Regions from separate parts of the Homo sapiens genome. Here region 2 is linked to region 1. A link is a contact called in ENCODE Hi-C or POLR2A ChIA-PET data. All regions are on one chromosome and are shown on one strand. The core of a region is the stretch at or near the end of the contact, and the rest is flanking DNA. Distances in the headings are between cores, read along the strand shown. Region 1 overlaps ZDHHC14 (zDHHC palmitoyltransferase 14). Region 2 overlaps ZDHHC14 (zDHHC palmitoyltransferase 14).

The links. Hi-C counts contacts between places; a loop is a spot of excess contacts on that map. ChIA-PET counts read pairs that join two places held with the same protein, here RNA polymerase II (POLR2A). Pooled maps may share reads with other maps.
Region 2: a map with no recorded cell type shows a loop between it and region 1 (4-fold over the local background). The contact joins two enhancer-like sites. A Hi-C loop is called at or near these places in 1 of 168 maps with a recorded cell type or tissue (B cell), 10 of 37 single-sample maps with no recorded cell type and 4 of 50 pooled maps. POLR2A ChIA-PET finds 5 or more read pairs at or near these places in 4 of 52 experiments (B cell, HepG2, Panc1 and 1 more).

What each region holds. Positions count from the first base shown.
Region 1 is chr6:157,609,721-157,616,529 of GRCh38, forward strand. All of the region lies in intron 3 of ZDHHC14 (zDHHC palmitoyltransferase 14), which reads left to right. Among named protein-coding and RNA genes, the nearest start is that of MIR3692, 84 kb to the left of the region's middle. RefSeq lists an enhancer at 6,309-6,809. Within about 2 kb of position 3,616, at least 10 of the 41 ENCODE cell types and tissues checked have a DNase peak (open chromatin) inside an H3K27ac peak, as active enhancers do; they include B cell, where a contact is called at or near this core.
Region 2 is chr6:157,555,806-157,562,614 of GRCh38, forward strand. All of the region lies in intron 2 of ZDHHC14 (zDHHC palmitoyltransferase 14), which reads left to right. Among named protein-coding and RNA genes, the nearest start is that of MIR3692, 30 kb to the left of the region's middle. RefSeq lists enhancers at 906-1,215, 914-1,699, 5,603-5,732, 6,010-6,809, 6,093-6,172 and 1 more. Within about 2 kb of position 1,251, at least 5 of the 41 ENCODE cell types and tissues checked have a DNase peak (open chromatin) inside an H3K27ac peak, as active enhancers do; they include B cell, where a contact is called at or near this core.

The sequences.
Region 1 (6,809 bases), core at 2,366-4,865:
AGATGGTGGCCCAAGGAGTAAGCAAGCCCTTCAGGAGAGCCGGTGGACAGCAATGGAATGCTTGAAGGGGCTCTGTGCAGGGGCTGAAGCCAGTGGAGTTGGAAGAAGAGCCCAAAGTGTCAAGGGGAACAAGCAGTGGGACCCAGAGGCAGATCCAGCCTGGATCAGGGTCTGCTCACCCAGGCCTGCCTTAAAGTAGCAACAACTCCTTGGGGACAAAGAACTGGGGAGTAATCTCACAACATACTTTTTGGAAATTTTGCCTCTGACTTTGTGGGGTGAATCATTGAAGTTCATCACAGAGGGGGCTGCAGGCCATCCCAGGGGAGTCCTTTGTTGGCATCATAGAGGCCCACGCAGTGACCCCCAACCACCTTAAATATTCACAGACAGCTGAACTGGGCAGATCCCACCCACGACCTGAGTCAAGAATCTACACCTGGGCTGGGCGCAGTGGCTCACACCTGTAATCCCAGCACTTTGGGAGGCCGAGGCAGGCGGATCATGAGGTCGGGAGATCAAGACCACGGTGAAACCTCGTCTCTACTAAAAATACAAAAAATTAGTCAGGCGCGGTGGCAGGTGCCTGTGGTCCCAGCTACTCGGGAGGCTGAGGCAGGAGAATAGCGTGAACCCGGGAGGCGGAGCTTGCAGTGAGCCGAGATCAGGCCACTGCACTCCAGCCTGGGTGACAGAGCAAGACTCCGTCTCAAAAAAATAAAAATAAAAAAGAATCTACACCTGAAGTAGAAACTAACTACCCTTCTGCCATGAAGTTCTGCAGAGCCTCCTTTTATCTCAACAGGCTCCACATTTCAGGTTCCTGTCGGTCACTCCTGAGAGTCTCAACAGCCCCTGGAGGTCAGGATGGAGGGAGGGGCTACACATTCCAAGAAGGAGAGGCAGCGTTGGCCCACAGAGCGGCCTTGGTCTCAATGTTGGACTTGGAGGACTGGAGCTTGTGGACAGACCCATGTTGTCCGAGCTCTCATCCTGAATGCAGAAAGCCAGAATGCAGATTTGTTCATTTTCAACAGATGACTGCAGGACCAACGTTGTCACAGGGGCCAGCATTCTCTCACCAGGCAAAGCCAGCCGCTTCTCTGCCTGGTATCAAGCTGCCTGGGCAGCCAATTCGTAATCAGAGTGCCAATTTATAAGTGTAGAATGAGAAATAGAACTGCCACAGGAAGCAGAATCACTGCCTGGTCGGCCCTGTGGGACTTTCTGGAGACTTCTGTCAAATATGCTCGTGTAAGACTGGGAGCCATGAATAAATGCACATTTTTGTTTGTTTTTGTTTTTGTTTTGTTTTTTGAGACAGGGTCCTGCTCTGTCTGCTGGAGTGCTGTGATGCAATCTCCACCTCCCGGGTTCAAGCCATCCTTCTGCCTCAGCCTCCCCGAGTAGCTGGGGCTATAGGCACGCGCCACCATGCCCAGCTAATTTTTGTATTTTTAGTAGAGACAGGGTTTCACCATATTGGCCAGGTTGGTCTCAAACTCCTGACCTCAGGTGATCTGCCCACCTCGGCCTCCCAAAGTGCTGGGATTACAGTCATGAGCCCCCGCGCCTGGCCAATATGTGTACTTTTAAAAAGTGCTTTGATAGAGGATTCTGATGTAAAATAATGCGTCTAACGTAAATTTTTTAAGGTATCACGTCTTTTTTATTCTGTGCATTTATTTAGAAACTGTTTATGACAAAAGAGTGAGATTACATGTCTAATACAGTTTTTTGGAGAGAGCATCCCTGGCCAATAGGAAAGCTTCAACAACAGAATTTCTGGGGCCTCCCGGGCACATTTTCATCCTGTTCTGGCTTTGTCAGTGATACTCAACTGCAGTGTCAGTGCCCAGTGCAAAGAGACCTTCTTCCAAGGCAAAGGTAGATGTGTGCCTGCAGGTTGGAGACGATCCAGCAAGGGAGGGTGGACTCTGGCCAAGTGCTCACCTTATTTCTGCCTGGAATTGTCAAACTGCAACTTAGCTTGAAAAATATATTTCTTCCATACCCAGAAAAGCCACAAGCGATTGCTTCATGAAAGTCTGTCTCTGTTCATCTGACTTTCCCTGTTTGTGCATCTTTTTGACCGGCTCCGTCCCTTTTGTGTGTGTGTGGTTCTTGGCTTTGTGGCTCTGACGAGTGTGTGTTTATACCTGTGTCTTGCTCCTTTTGCCTTCCGGAGTCTCTCTTTCTGCCAGGCTTATGTCTCTAGCTCAGACCTCTCCTCAGAGCTCCAGACATGCATATGCAGCTTCCCGCTGGACATGTCCACTTGGGGAGATAAAAGCACCCCAAATCATCTTTCCCCAGTGACCCCCCACCTTGCTGAGGGCCAGCCCCATTCACAGGCTACACAGACGTGAGGGTCCTACCGACTCCTTTCTCTGCCACACCCTGCTCACCTAATCCATCACCAGGCTCTGTACAGTTTGCTTACTAGGTGGATCCCAGCTTAAACCACTTCATCCCTTTCCTTCTGTGCACTGCCTCGGCCAGCTGCAAGCCGCCATCATCTCTCACTTTAACTGTGCAAAGGTCTCTCGGAGGACACCCACCATCCACTCTGCTCCTCATCTAATCCAGCCTCTATGCTGACATCAGAGTGACCGTTTCCAAACAGAATCTCATCACTATGGGAAGGAGGCCAAAATCCTTAACCTAGTATACAAGACCCACCTCTCTCGGCTTGCACCGTAGTCCTGCATGCCACCTGGGCTCCAGCCCCGAGGTCTCCTCTGGTTCCTCTCTGTTAATTCCTGCTCATCTTTCAGGGAGATGTTCAGGCGTGGGCTCCTCAGGGAAGCCTGCCACTGCACACACTTCCCATAGCTTTCTGTATGCTTCCTTCATAGCTCTGACCAGGGTTGTCATGGTATACACTGGGGATGTGTGGACTCGAGTGGCCGATGTCTCTGCCCACAGTTGGGTAAGCTTCAAGAGGCCAGGCCTGTGTCAGTTTCCCTTACTGTATTCCCAGCAGCCAACTCCTTGACTGGCATGCAGCTGCTCAGTTAGTATTTACTGAAGGAGAGAAGGGAGGGAAGAAGAAAAAGAGAATTTGATGCTCCTCTTGCTGTATCTACCTTCATGTCTCCATCGTAGTCTTCTCTCTTAGAGAAAAAAAAAAAAAGTATATTGCTTTTTTGGCCCTATGATGAGGTTAGTGTTCTCAACTGGGGGGAAAAAAAAAGCCTCGGGCACCCAATCTAAACTAAATGAAACCCATATCCTTCACCCTCAAACCTACCAGAAGCACAAATTTTAAAATGTCAGACTCCAAGAGAAATGATCATTTAAAAAAAATTAAGTCTGATCAAGAGCTAGTAATCCTTGCACAGTTCTGGGAGGGTGGAAATGCCATCACTGAAAATGACTCATGGTGTCTTTAGGTCTGTGACTGACGCAACCTACACGTGTATTTATCTACTCAACAGATATCGGAGGGCCTCACGTGTGCCTCCTACAAATTCGAATAAAACAGTAGCTTTCAAACTTTTTGTGTTTTACAGCAACTCACAGTAGGAAATACATTTTCTACTGGGATCCAGTGCACAGAGATGCACATAAAAGGCATGAAACAGTGCTTGCCTTTCTCAACAGAAGATGCCTTGATACTTTCTATTTTATTGTTTGTTTTTAGTGCTGGTCATGACCAGCTAAATCAATTTCATGACTCACTATTTGATCACAACCCTTAGTTTAAGAAATCCTGGAATAAAGCGTAATTAGAGTAGCTCCTTCTGAGTAGGCCAAGGATTCCATTGACTTATGCCGGGGTTAGCCCAGGGTGTCAGCCTGCCTGGGGCTGGGATTTTAGGTTGTATACCTCCGGGACCCTGGGGATGGCACATTTAGCATGCCACACGATAGGCACCTGTTGGCCTGCCTTCTTAGAACAGCTCAGTTTTAAATTCTGGTTGAAATAAATCATTTCAAGCAGCCTTGTTGGAGCAGTAGGCAGCCCATCCATCTCATCATCTGAAATAAGTTATTTCAGTTTCTGTGAACTAACCTGATAGGTCATCCATTCTTAACCTGGGGCCTAGGAATAGGCTTCGGGAAATTGTACCTAAAATGTGTGAGTGCACGAGAGTGAAGGGATCCATAGCTGTCATCAGAGTTTTAAACCAGTAAGGAATGAAAAAAAAAGTCTAAGAACGGTTGCCCTGGAGGCTATAAACAGTTTCTGATACTCTTGGAAAATAGTATTGAAAGGGCTGACAGTTTTAGTGTTTGCTGACTCTTCCTCTCGTGGTCTCCCTGATATTATATCCTTCTTCCTTGGTAAACTTGTTCCCATCACACCTTCACCCAGTCAGCCTCGCCCAGGCTAGAAAATGGCAGCTCTTGGCAAGCCCCCCCACCGCTGGCTGGTGCACCTGGGTGAAGACACCGCAGCTCTTGGTAGGGGGGATGGGGGGGCGGGGAGTGCAAAAGGCCAGGACCCAAGTTCAAGTCCTGTGCCATAGAGTCCTACATCCCATCAACAGTGCCCCACTGTGTGGTGTTTCATAAGGGAGCAGCCCCACCTCCAGGAACTTCACTCACAGCTGCTCACAAAAATTACAGTCAACTTTACCACATTTACTAGCTGACTGATTTACAGTCAACTTTACCACATTTACTAGCTGACTGATTTTTTTTTTTTTTTGGTTGATGTAAGCAGTGATCCATTTTAGAAAATGAAAAGTAATGAGGAAACTCAATATATAAAACAGACATAGGTCTAACTGCTGTAGTTCAAGGGGAAGAAAAGCCCCAAGGCTCTCCATAGAGAAGGGGCTGTTGACTAGGCCTTAACTCCGAGGAAATCACAACTTCCTCACTGTGTGATGTTCTTAGAAAAACTCTCTATAAATCCTCTCAGAAAACCCCATGGAATCGCTAGACATCGATCTGCCACAAATGGGAAAATCACATTCCCAGGCCGTAACACTATGGCAGTTAGCAGGGCCGGGGTCACCAGTGTGTGACCTGCTTCCTCACACGGGGCCCCAGATGGACTTCGTGTTCTGCTCTCTCCAGCTTGAAACTCTTCATGTTTTTTTTTTGTTTTTTTTTTGAGACAGAGTCTCACTGTGTCACCCACGCTGGAGTGCAATGGTGCAATCTTGGCTCACTGTAACCTCTGCTTCCCAGGTTCAAGCGATTCTCATGCCTCAGCCTCCCAGCTAGCTGGGATTACAGGTGCCCGCCACCACACCTGGCTAATTTTTGTAATTTTAGTAGGTGGGATTTCACTATGTTGACCAAGCTCGTCTCAAACTCCTGACCTCAGGGGATCCACCCACCTCCGCCTCCCAAAGTGCTGGAATTACAGGCATGAGCCACTGTGCCCGGCCAATTCTTAATGATTTTTAAGCAGCTGCCCCAAATTTTCATTTTGCCACGGGCCCCCGACATTCCATAGCCGGTCCTAACTGGTAGAACTTTGCCTGTTCTTTTGAGTGCCTTTGTTGAGAAAAGTAATTAAGGACCTGCTGACTGGACTGCAGTGACTCAGTGAAGTGCTTGCAGCTTTATGTGAACAACAAGAAACAAAAACAGCACACTGTATTTAGAGCTCCAGACGTCTGTGCGGACCCAAGTCTGCTGGCAGGGGTATTGATGTCGTACTTCGTCATTTCTGAGTGCCATTAGAGCCACCAACCTGTTCTGGGCCTAGGCTGGGTCTGTAAGCGCCCCTGTTCTCGTAAATACTTTATTTGTAGAGTTCCTGCTGCTGGGCTGGCCAGCACTTCCTCATTGTGTGAAATGTGTAGACACAATTGACTTCAGTTCTTGAAAAGTTTTATTTAGCTATGGAATCGTAGTATTTGAGTTGGAAATAACCTTTTATAGCATATCCGACTTGCTGAGGCCCAGAAACTGTGCACATCATATCACTAGGCAAAAGGCCAGGACCCAAGTTCAAGTCCTCTGCCGTAGAGTCCTACATCCTGCCAGCAGTGCCCATCATGTGGTGTTTCATAAGGGGGCAGCATCGCACCCTAGGAACTTCACTCAGAGCTGCTCACAATAATTACAGTCAACATTTGCCACATTTACTAGCTGACTGCATTTTTGTTTTGTTTTGTTTTGTTTTGTTTTGGTTGTTATAAGCAGTGATCCATTTTAGAAAATGAAAAATAATGAGGAAACTCAGTATATAAAACAGACATAGGTCTAACTGCTATAGTTCAAGGGGAAGGAAGAAGAGGTGAGAGAGGGGGCCAGAGGCCTGCCCAGCACCCAAGGAGCTCAGCTTGGAAACCCAGACCTCAGAGCACTCGGTTCTGCAGACACATTGGGGGTGCAGCCAGTGACAGGAGAGTGGGGCGCCAGCAGCATTAGGAACCACCCAGAGACTTCAGGCAAGAGGCTCCTGAGATGTCATTTGCACTGGAAGGCCCTGTTGGCAACAGTGTGGGGGACACATAAGGGGGGTGTCCAGGAAGATGTGACAGCGGCTCCTGCAAGAGGGGACAAGAGCCGGCACAGTGCAGTGGCCTTCAGACACTGGGGAGCAAGACAGGAGAGATCAGAGAGACCATGACCACCTCCTGCTGACCACCTGGATGTGAGGGATGAGGGGGCAGAGGGCATGAAATAAATGGGTTCCCCATGGGGGATGCCACTAGCAAAGAAGAGGCAGCTTGTGAGGAGGAGAGATTGCAGGGAGCTTGATGACCAGAGCTTGGGACCTGCGGAAGGGGAGGGCCCGTGGGACAATTAGGTCCACAAGTGTCCAGGGGGTCAGCTCACCCCAGGGAGATGCCAGGCCCAAGGCTGGAGCTGGACACTACAGAACCCACAGGCACCCT
Region 2 (6,809 bases), core at 1-2,500, 56 kb before region 1:
GAATTGTGCCAAAAAAATTATCTCCCGACATTGCCAAATGTCCCCTTGGGCACAAAGTCACCCCCAGTAGAGAACCACTGCTGTAATGTGAACTGAATTTGTGAGGGCTGAAGGGACCGTCCGCCTAGGAGGGGATCAGGAGGGATTAATCACGGGAGGCCTCTGGAGGACAGAGATGCACGCTGGATTCACAAGACACGCAGGCCATGAATGGCCGGAGGAGGCGGTACTGGGATGCGGGGCGGCAGAGACCAGGAGAAGGGAGGTGTTATTTTACAAACTAGCGACTGAACAGGAAAATATGGGGACCCCAGCTAGATGTCTTCAGCTGCCAAGCGTGGCGTACTCGGAGTAATTAGTGGATTTGGTTCGTGTTGTGGTGGGTCATAGCTGCACAAGGCAGGCGTCAGCAGGCAGGAAAGCAGAGCCAGCAGAGAGGACAGGGGTGGGGGGTGGAGGGTGGGAAGGGGGGATGGCCAGCACCCCACAGCGCTCGCTGTCCCCGGGCCCCATGTGTGTGTGTTCCACATGCCCATCAGTCCTCTCGGCAGCCCTCTAAGCCAGAGGCTACTGTGATTCCCACTTTACAGCTGGAAAAACTGAGGCACGCAAAGGACGAGTAACTCCCAAAGCCTCTCAACTAGTAATCAGCAGAGCACAGCTCAAAGGCCTGCCTGGCCGCTGAGCTCATGCCCTCACTGTGCTGTTTGGTAGGGGTTAAGGCAGTGCCAGGGGATGGAGCTCCTGTCGCCAGCAGGCGGAACGGGTCTCGAATCCAGGCAGTCAAACAAGGTTTGAAAGGAATACAAATGCCTACCCTAATTGACAGCACAGTCAGGAGCACGTACAGAGTGAGACTGAACAAGAAAGCCAGAGATGGAGTCCAGGGAGACAGCTCAGAGCCGAGGCCCCGGGGCTGGAACAGGGGACACGAGGCTGGTGTTGAAGCAAAGGCTGGAGCAGAGTGACAGGTGGGGACAGAAAGGGGAAGAGATGGCTGCCACCAGCTGAAGGACAGGCCCGGGCGGGTTCCAGGCGAGCTGAAGAGTGCTGACTCTGGTGGAGAAGCCAGTGAGAGGTGGGGCTGATGAGGAGGAAGAGTTGCGGGCACTGAGGGGCTCGGGTTAGAGATGAGGCCAGGCCTGTATCAGGGAACTGGAGCGCAGAGGGATCCCTCCAAGAGACACTGAGGGAGGACTCAGTCCTCTTTCTCCACGAGGGAAAGGCCGAGAGCCTGGACCAGACCATGCCACTCCGGGCTGTGTCCTGGGGAGGCCGCTCAGCCCTCCAGCTGCAGTCACCTTCTCTGAACCAGGGGCAAAATAGCACCACCTGAACTGCCGGGCTGCTCGGAGAATGACATGAAATATTGCACCTGCGGGCCTAGCACAGCCTCTCGCACGCTGTAGCAGGAGAGGAGGATTTGCTAGTGGTGACTAGGTCAGGGCAGAGTGGGAAATTGCAGCCAAATTAAACAGAGGGGCAGGGCCAGCACCACGGGCGGGCAGAGGACCTGTGCCAGGCTGGTGGCTCTGGGAGGGTTCTGCCAGGCGTCAGGATTGGTAGGGGTGCCTGTTCTGATAGAAGGGAAAAGAAACTTGACTTTTGCCATGTTAGGATTTTAGTCTCCAATGGCTCATCCTATAATATATATGGATTTTATAGACATGGACAGAAAGTGCACAGTTGATTTTCACATTCGGCAGAGGTGAGTCGTTGGTTAGATGTGTCCAGCATGCGTTAGATGGAAGAATGAGATGAAAACAAAACGTTATTTTAGGGGCAAGACTTTGGTTGTCCTTATTTGCAAATTTAGCTCTAAGAATAACTTCAAGACAAGGAAGGGGTTTGTGGTCCACCTCTTGTCAGCTGGGTCCATTGCTATCTGCAGACTTCCTCGTTTCATTTCTGTAACCACTGAGAGGAGTGTGAGCAATAGATGGCTCTCAGCTCAGTGCTCCCAAGCAAATAGACTAGCAAAGGAATGGCGGCCACTCCCCTGTGGGAGGCCCATGCTGTGCAATCCGGGCAGAGTACTGGGGACTGCTCTCACTTCCGTCACCCTTATTGGGATAAATAGTGAATTTCCCCTGATTTCCAATGAATGATTTTGATTGGCCAAGCCAGCGCTGTCCAGTAGTCTATAATGTGAGCCACACATGCAAGCCACACATGGTAAATTTTCCAGCAGCCACTGTATAATAGTAAAAAGAAGCAGGTGAAGTTCACTTTAATAGTATGTTTTATTTAGCCCAGTTATTGGGAGTATGATCATTTGAAAAGTAATCAATATGTAAAGATATTTAAAGTATTGAGATATGTTACATTCTCTTTTTTTGTACTAAATCTTTGAGATCTAGCCACAATATGTGTGCCCAAGAGCCCCCTGCAGACAGTGGCCAGCACCTTGGACAGCATAGATCTAAACTCCTCAACCGACATGCTGCCATTCCCAGAAATGGCTGATAATTACTCTGAGCCAGGTGACATTCATGTCCCCCTGATCCCCTTTTGACAGATGCCTGGTATTCTGATGGTTCATTTCTGACCTGGCTAGTCTGCATTACACAGGGAAACTGTTCAAGAGCCATGGATCACCCAGAGCGCCCACAGGTAGGCCGTTCAGTGACAAGAGTAGCCAATCGAGAGGGCTGACACCCAGCTGTTACCAAGTCTAGAGGAAAACAAAACTAATGACTCTGGTGCAAACATGGAATCCAATTTTGTGGAGAGGAGGAATTTCTAATATAAGAAAAGCAATGGCCCATCAGTAAAGAAAGATTGGATTCAGGCAAAAGCAATGAAAGACTCAGAATTGTGTTTTTGGTTTTATGTCTTCTGTTTGGGATCCTCATTTCAGGCCCTTATGATTCTGTTTTTCCACTTGACAGTGCACAGGGTGGTTGTAAGGAGTCATTACTAAAACAAAAATGATTGGGATGGCATTTTGCAAAAATCACCAAGTGAACTTTGGTGGTAAAAAAAAAAAAGCAAACAAACAATAAAACAAAGTTCAAGTAATGTAGATCAGAGATTCCTCTTCCCTGCTGTAGGAACTTTCTAGGGGAGAAGCATCTGGAAGCAGGACTTGCAGGCACAGCTGCTCAGCCCCCAACCTCGGAGGGTGGATTTCCCCCCAGCTCTCTAATACAAATGAAAGTGAGCCCTTTGAGTCTAATCACACTTCCCAACTCTTACAGCTCAAAACACACAAACAATGAGCTTTTTCAAGCTCCCCATGAAGCTCTGCCGAGATAAAAGCAGTTAACAACCACTCTTCCATGATGATAAATGGTTGTTGGTTTTCTTTAATCAATATTTTAATAACTATTTGCACACTTTGACAATTATGACTACAGAGAGACTGATGGTGATTACAGAAGCAGATTGCAAAGGTGATTCACGAGGATGTGGTGGTCGGCCATCTCTCTGGGACAAGTGGGCTTTAGCCGGGAACCTGCTGCCCCACAGGCTTCTGAAGCAGGTGTACTGTAGCTATTGCGTGGGCAGCTGATGTGGCAACAGTCGGCCCCGCTTCCTGGCTGACGCGCTCTTCTCCAGGACAGCTTTGCTCCCCAGCAAGTGCAGCAAAAATTCACTCCAGAATCAGTCACTTGCCTCTTTCCGTGGGCATGACTTTAGAGCCATTGGCTTTAGAGCTGAGTTGGCCACCACCCTGTGCCTGCATGAGTGGAAAGAATCCGCTCAAGCTGGAACTGCCCTCAGGTCTCCCAAGGAGAGCCCAGCCACCCTGCCATCTTGAAGGGCATCTTCCTGGAATAACAGCATGCTCATGTTTCCTGGCACTTCTTCTCATTCTCAGTTAAAGACATACTCCATTCATTGTTTTCACTGTTTTGTTTTTCCCCACTTCAAGCTCCAGGTTGTCATGAATACTATTTTGGAGTTGGACCCATTATAAATGTTTTGTCCAGAAAAGAGTCTGGAAGGAAAGCTCTGAAACGTCTGGATTTACAGAGAGAGAATTAGGAGCTGTCTTTCTACATTGTGTCAAGTTTTAGAAATAAACATGAAGAACCAAAATAATAAAATGATGGAAAAAATTCACTGTGAAAGAAGTTGAAATAGGCCCCCATGGACAGGGCTGCAGGGAGCAAAATAGAAACCTTACTTGAAAATAAACATGAAGATGTTCATGATAGAGTTATTTATAATAGTGTAAAGGAAGTAGAAGCAATTTCTATGCATACCAGGAGGGAAATGGATACACGAATTACACTATACGTCTATGATGAATTACACTATACCTTTCCACTCATGCAGGCACAGGGTGGTGGCCAACTCAGCTCTAAAGCCAATGGCTCTAAAGTCATGCCCACGGAAAGAGGCAAGTGACTGATTCTGGAGTGAATTTTTGCTGCACTTGCTGGGGAGCAAAGCTGTCCTGGAGAAGAGCGTGTCAGCCAGGAAGCGGGGCCGACTGTTGCCACATCAGTTGCCTACACAACAGCTACAGTACACCTTCTTCAAAAGCCTGTGGGGCAGCAGGTGCCCGGCTGAAGACCACTTATCCCAGAGAGATGGCCAACCACCACGTCCTCGTGAATCACCTTTGCAATCTGCTTCTGTAAACGCCACGTTGTTAGAACGTCTTAAAATATTGATATCAAAGATATCTAATGGCTTATAAAAGTTATCCTTATACAATTTCAATGAAAATATGCAAAATACAAAATTGGATGTACATTGGGATCTTAATATATATAGGAATTATAAGGAAATATAAACAAGTTTTTTTTTGTGATTGGACTGGCAAGTAATTTTAGTTTTTTTCTCTGTACGTTTCTGATATTCCCTATGATGAGCATGTGTTACCTTTATAATTAGAAGAAAAAAAATCAGTAAATGTCATTACATAAACTCTAGCATTAATAGATATGCATTCAGCAAACATTTATTAAGCAGTACTTCTTACTCATTGCCTTGGCCTTGGCAAATCACGAATTCTCTCTAGGGGCTTTGTGTTTTCATCTGGATAATGGGATCCCACGGCCTTGCCTGACTCACAGAAGCATTATGAGGAACGGATGCATTAACCTGAAGAAGCTGTGAAAATAGCAGATTGCTTATCCAAGCACAACATTATGAGGCGTGGCGTGTCTAATCACGAACCCACTAGAACATGAGAAAGAAGAAATTGAACAAGACTGTAATGAGTTGTTTGGAATGGAAGCCCATAAGAAACTAAAACCAAAAAATAGTCAGCATTTAAATGCAGAGTGCAGAAGGACATTTCGGGGAGCCCAGGTCCTCAGAGCGTGGGGGTGTTAGCTGCCCTGTGCAAGGCGGTCCTTTATTGGAAATCGCCTCAGAGAGCATTGCTGAGTGTGGCTTCTTGCAACTACACCTGAGAACGACATTCACTCTGCTTCATTGAAAACAATCTATCCCGTGTGTGGAAGAAGCATGCCTTGCTGGGGTCAGGGCCAGGGACAAAGCTCAGAGGCCATGCTGAGTTTTCATCAAACACCTGCTGAGCAGCTGGCACGTGCCAGGACACGGTCTAGGCTGAAGGCTGCCATCGTAGTGCAGAATAGAATCCCGTGGAGGTTGGAAATGTTTACCTGCTTGCTTTTTTTCTTACCGTGTGTATTATTTTCAGTAATAAAATGTATACATATACAAGTGAGCACCTTCCCCTGGAAATTCTGACTCAGCAGGTAGAGTGTCCGACGGGCGCGCATGTGAGACCTGCTGTCCCGGCGCTCAGATACACATGGGGGACAAAAATGACAAAGCAGCCACCCTCAGTTTATAATTAGGAAACAGAAACTATACACGCACACCTGGCACAGAGCAGGTGCTCTCACCCAGACCTCTTGAATTGTTGAGTTGAATTTATTTATTTATTTGAGATGGAGTTTCACTGTTGTCACCCAGCCTGGAGTGCAGTGGCGTGATCATGGCTCACTTTAACCTCCACCTCCTGGTTTCAAGTGATTCTGCCTCCACCTCCCAAGTAGCTGGGATTATAGGTGTGCACCACCACACCCGGCTATTTTTTGTATTTTTTGTAGATAAGTGGGGTTTTCACCATGTTGGCCTCCCAAAGTGCTGGGATTACAGGTGTGAGCCACTGTGCTGGGCCCTGAATTTAAAAGTTAAACGCAGAATACATAGATGTTCTCAGAGGGTTAGATACTTTTTTTCCCTTAGTATCTGAGGTTTTTGTGGGTTCAGTGAGAAACCTGGGTGTTTATAACATATAAACAAAATGATTTCAGTTCCTCAACTCACACAGCTTTTCACAGGGAAGGGGCAGAAGATGCAGCTTGAAGGTATCCAGAAAACATGTGTGGGGCAGTCAGACGGAGCAGCTGCAGCCTGGGGGCGTAGGGGCTGTGGGGACCTGCAGTAGCCTGGTTGGCAACCATGAGAAGAGAGAGGAAGGGCCTATAAGTCAGTCCATCTGTGACCACAACACCCACAGCCCTGGGCAATGAAGGGCAGAAGTGGGGACCAGGGATGCCCAACTGGGGTTTAGCCGTGAGAACAGCTGGTGCAGCCTCAGAGAAGGCGCTGCAGAAGCTCCCAGGGTGGACGCTGGGACTCCTGGGCCAGAAGCTCTGTGAGCGTGGCGAGGGGTCTCTGCCTTGTTCCGCTGTCCCTGGCTGGCCCCTCATTTTCTGTTGGTGGGGCCAGGGCTGCTGCTGGGCTCTCCATGCGATTCTCTAGGCAGATTTGGGGTGGGGGCTCCCGAGAGGGTCTGTGAAGACTACCACTTCTCCAGGTACAGAGAGGGAGGGGACCCTAAGCTGCTGCCTCTCGCTGAGGTCAGCAGACACTCG